Regions from separate parts of the Mus musculus genome. Here region 1 is linked to region 2. The links are chromatin loops, found by intact Hi-C in ENCODE. Cell type or tissue: heart. All regions are shown on one strand. Region 1 has its middle 2.9 kb from the start of Gm40323. Region 2 overlaps Ncor2 (nuclear receptor co-repressor 2).

Evidence for each region. Peaks named below come from ENCODE experiments on the same cell type or tissue, not always from the same donor. Only the 100,000 strongest peaks of a DNase experiment are listed, where the experiment ranks them.
Region 1: a loop joins it to region 2, with 20 times the contacts of the local background. A loop is called at or near these places in 1 of 42 quality-filtered maps.

What each region holds. Positions count from the first base shown.
Region 1 is chr5:125,357,060-125,359,559 of GRCm38, reverse strand. No RefSeq gene overlaps it. Among named protein-coding and RNA genes, the nearest start is that of Gm40323, 2.9 kb to the left of the region's middle. In heart, no CTCF peak of the experiment used is centred here; a DNase peak (open chromatin) is centred at 1,109; H3K27ac peaks cover 681 bases.
Region 2 is chr5:125,039,383-125,041,882 of GRCm38, reverse strand. Ncor2 (nuclear receptor co-repressor 2) reads left to right here. Exons shown (of 47, transcript NM_011424.3): 23 at 1-87. Among named protein-coding and RNA genes, the nearest start is that of Rflna, 37 kb to the right of the region's middle. In heart, no CTCF peak of the experiment used is centred here; DNase peaks (open chromatin) are centred at 1,502 and 2,322; H3K27ac peaks cover 868 bases.

The DNA of each region.
Region 1 (2,500 bases), 320 kb before region 2:
GGAGCTCACTCTATAGACCAGGCTGGCCTCAAACTCACAAAGCTATCCCTGCCTCTGCCGCCTGATTGCTGGGATTAAAGGTGTATGCCACCCCTCATCTTAAGACTTAGGTGTGGCTCAGTGGTTAGGAGCACTTGTTGCTTTTGCAGAGGGCCAGAGTTCGGTTCCCAGCACCCACACAGAGGCTCACAATCACCTGTAACTTCAGTTCTAGGGGATCTGAGGACCTCTTCTGGCCCTGGAGGGCACCAGACACACACGAAGTACATATATACATGCAGGCGCTTATAAGCACACATAAAATAAATCAGGATCGGAAAGATGGCTCAGAACCGGGCATGGTGGCGCACGTCTTTAATCCCAGCACTCGGGAGGCAGAGGCAGGTGGATTTCTGCAGAGTGAGTTCCAGGACAGCCAGGGCTATACAGAGAAGCCCTGTCTCGAAAAACAAAAACAAAAACAACAAAAAAAGATGGTTCAGTGGTTAAGGGCACTGGCTGTTCTTACAGAGGACCCAGGTTCAATTCCCAGCATCCTCATGACAGCTTTACCTCTAGTTCCAGGGGATCCCATACCCTCACATAGACATACATCCAGGCACAACACCAATGCACAAAAATAAAAAACAAATTATTTAAATAAAGTAATAACTTTTTATTTTGCTCTGTTTTATTGGTTTTCAAGACAGGGTTTTGTGTGTGTGTGTGTGTGTGTGTGTGTGTGTGTGTGTAAAACAAACCCTGGCTGTCTTGGAACTTGATGTATAGACTAGGCTGGCTTCGAACTCAGAGATCTGCCTGCCCCTGCCTCCCAAGTGCTGGGATTAAAGGTGTGTGTCACCATCACCCACCCGGCTCTAATTATTATTTTTTAAGTGCAAATTTAGTGGTGTGATCTTGGACACATTCTAAAACCAACCATTAGAAGAACAGTATGCACTGTTAACCACGGGGCCCTCTCTGCAGCCCCTTATAGTAGCTGGCGTGCTCCGAACAAGTTCTGCCATTGAACCACATTGAGCAATGGCTCTGCTCTGGATCACCTCTGGATGTCTCCCCTGCTGGTGTGAATGATAGAGTTCCTGTTTGGCTCTGTAAAGAGGAACTCAATTCTGCCTGGCGCCCTGTGCTGGTAAGGCTCTGATTTTACTTCTTCATTTCTCAAGTCCATAGGATAACAAATGAGGGGGAGCCGGAAGCAATGGCACATGGGGGATGATTGGATCTGTGATGCAGCCCCGCAGGACTGTTATCAAAGGAAGAGGAAGCTGGGGGGTGTTGGGGGGCTGTTTCTAGAGTGCTCCCCAACCATCGTATTCCTGTTTCCTTTCACTTTCAGAGATTCTAAGTTCTGGGGATTACTCATTAAAGTATTTGCTATGCAAACATGAAGACTTGTGTTGCTTCCTCTGTCCCGCCCCCCCAACTCATGTTAAAAGCCAGGCATGGGGGCCCATGCTTGTAATCTCACGGCTGGGGAAGTGGACAGGAGATTCCCTGGGGCTCCCTGGTCAGCCAGCCTGGTTAGCTGACCAAGTTAGCCTGAAACTTTCTGCGGTTCCAAACATTGAGGGCTGGGATGACATGCTGGGGCAACCTCGCTCAACTGCAAAACCTGAAAACTTGTCCTTTCAGACTTACAAAACCAGGCACTGGAGTGGAACCGGCCATAGTGTGTGTGTGTGTGTGTGTGTGTGTGTGTGTGTCCGTCCCGGAGCCTTCAAAGGAGACCTATATAATGTGAGCTAAGACAAGACATGATGGAGAGGCCCTGGGTCTGGAATTAAAAAAAAAAAAAAAGAAGCACAGGTTGGATTTAAAACAGCAGAAAGTAAGCCGGGTGTGGTGGTGCACGCCTTTAATCCCAGCACTCGGGAGGCAGAGGCAGGCAGATTTCTGAGTTCGAGGCCAGCCTGGTCTACAAATGAGTTTCAGGACAGCCAGGGCTACACAGAGAAACCCTGTCTCAAAAAAAAAAAAAAAAAAAAAAAAAAAAAAAAAAAAAAACCCAGCAGAAAGTGACCAGGGGATTAGAACTCTGAGCTGCAAACTTCTTAGTATGCACTGAGTCCTGGGTTTGACCCTAGCACCACATAAAACAGTGGTTCTCAACCTTCCTAAAGCTCTGTGTGTGTGTGTGTGTGTGTGTGTGTGTGTGTGTGTGTGTGTTCTCGAGACAGTGTTTCTCTGTGTAATAGCCTTGGCTGTCCTTTGTAGACCAGGCCTCGAACTCAGAGATCCAACTGCCTCTCTCTCCCGAGTGATTAAAGGTGTGTACCACTATGCTTAAACAAGCTGTGACCTTTTAATACTGCCTCTCTCTCCCGAGTGATTAAAGGTGTGTACCACTATGCTTAAACAAGCTGTGACCTTTTAATACAGTTCCTCATGTTGTTACTTCATAAATGTAATTTTGCTACTGTTGTGAATTGTAATGTAAATATCTGATATTTCCAATGACAAAAATACCAGATGTGCTCCCCAAAGGGTCATGACCCAC
Region 2 (2,500 bases):
TACAGCCAGAGGGTGACGTGTCTCAGCAGTCGGGAGGAAGTCCACGTGGCAAGTCCCGCAGCCCAGTGCCTCCTGCCGAGAAAGAGGGTGAGTGTTGGGCACAGGGATGCAGTGGGAGTGAGAGGCAGCCCTCTTCTCTGTTGGGGTTCCTTGGCAATATGGGCCAGGCTGGGAGGATACATTGTTACGGCAGCAGATGACAGGGCTCAACCACAGCTGCAGAAGCGCCTCCAGCTGGGGGGCTTCTTGAGAAACCAGAGGCAATCTAGTGTTGGGGTGTGGTATGAGTGTGTGTGTGTGTGTGTGTGTGTGTATGCGCGCGCGCGCGTGCAAACATACACGTAGCCAGCTTCTCCTGTGTGAATCAGGTCCCATGTGATCTTTGGGTTCCCTGAGGGTGCAGTGCAGTCCACTGTCTTAGAACAACAGCAGGACTGACCTGAGCTGCCCGGGCTAGCCTTTCCCTGGCTAAAGCATGGCCTGCCCACTGTCGACACCCCTTCATCGGCAGCCCAGAGCCTCCTGTGCAGGTAGTGGGCAGCACCTGCCAGGGCCCCGTGGTATTTGCACATCAGTGCTTCTGAGCGCTAGGGTTGTCAGAGAGAGATAAAGCACTCACAACTCCAGTTACATCTTACTCTTAACTTAGTGGGAAACAAGTGGGGCGGGGCGGGTGTAGGGCAGGCACAAGTGGGCTGTGTGTCCGACAAGGATCTGGTGAGGAGAGGAGGTGATGGGGAAAGGCCCTTCACGGACTGGGAGTGGGGGAGGAGGTCAAAGAGGGAAATGGGGAGGAAATTGTGTAGCTAAGGAGGATAGTAGCTTTGAGTGACAGTTTGCTTTGGGAGGGGCATGTCATCAGATTAGCGTCTTGGGGGAAAAAAAATCAGTGTCTGATTCTTGTTGAGAAAGGGCAGAAGGGAGTAGGGCAGGGGTGGGAGGCGGGCTGAGGTGCTCCTCCCAACAGCTCTAGGGCAGCCTGAACTTGACAGGTGGCCTTGGAAGTGGGAGGAAGGGGAGGCTTGAGTTTGTTCCTGAGGCCAAGCCAGTGGGACATAGGGACATAGCGATGACCCCTGGAGCATGAGGGCAGGGGTGTCTTGTTGGAGCTGGGTTTGGTGCATACTACAGTAAGGGTGGGCTTTAAGGGGCCAGGTATATAGAACACAGTGTGCTGTGAGAAGCCACCCGGACTCAAGATGACAGCCTGGGATGACAGTTAGGGAAGGGGAAAGGCGCTGGTCTGGCTCTGGCCAGGCAGCTGTGGCTGAGCAGGGCTGGAGCCACCCAGGGCCAGCCAGGTCTTGCTGGGTTGGGCCCTAGGCCCCAGTCCCTGGGAAAAGAGCCAGCAGTCAGTGGTCCCTGAGGCTGGTTCTGGGCCCATCCTTGTGGCCAGTGCTACGTTGTTTCCTAGACTCCTCCCTGGGGAACATTGCACCTGGCGGCAGGCTCTGTCTCTCACGTGGTCTGGCCACAGTTCTGCTCCCCAGGGGACACATGAACCCAGCATGCAGGAAGCCAGCCTTCTCTGTCCTGGCTCCAACAGGGAGCTTCCAGGCCAGGCAGGTCCCTTGGGATCCCCAGGCCCGGCTGGAGGAACAGGTTGTCTGTCCTGGCTCTCAGCCACCTGCCTGCATTGGCTGAGTCTGACCCCATTTCCTTCCAGCCTGAGACTTCCTCTCTGTCCCTAGTTCTCCAGAGCCAAGCTGGATGGGGCAGCCAAGGTATACACTGGGCCACCGCACCAGGTGTTTGAACTTCCTGGTTCAGAGCAAGCCCTGTAGGTTGAGAACGTGAATACCACTCAGGTTACTTTGGTGGGTCACCACCTCTCCGGGGCATGAGTTTAGGGGGAGTTTGGTCTCCCGTAAAGGAGAGATGTGGAGTGTACCACTTGGGCCTCTGCTGGGGCTCCAGCTTTCCTGGAGGACAGCCTAGGACTGTATGGAGGTGATCCGGGAAACCCTTAGCTGTCAGTTTCTGTTCCAAGGTCAGGGCCAGTATCATTCAGGGTTGTGATTCCCCAGCCAAGGCTTGCAGCTCAGAACAGATGGCAGCTAAAGCCAGAGCTTGTGAAGCCTCAGTGAGTGCTGGCCTGTCTCTGGGTGTTCAACACCTGAAAGTCACAGGGGACCTGAGCCTTGTGGCACAGCCATGGGCACAGGCCATGGGCTGGAGCCAGCTGCCTGCGTTCTCAGGTCTCCCCTGCACTCAGCAGCTGGGGCCTCAGTCTTCCCATCTGGAGGGTGAAGGAACAGACTGGCTGTGACATCCGAAACAGTGCTACCTTTTGCTGTTGTTTGTGGCCACATGGGCTCCAATCCAGACATGGCCATATTTGGCAGGTGACCGAAGAGACCTGATCAAACGGGTCTGGTCACTGTCCTCAGTGTACCTTACAGGCTCATCAAGGCCCGGCTGGAGCTCAGCCTAGTGACCAGTATAGTAGATGGTTAGCGCACAGACTGCCTCTGCCCCATGCTCATCTAGAATGACTGCT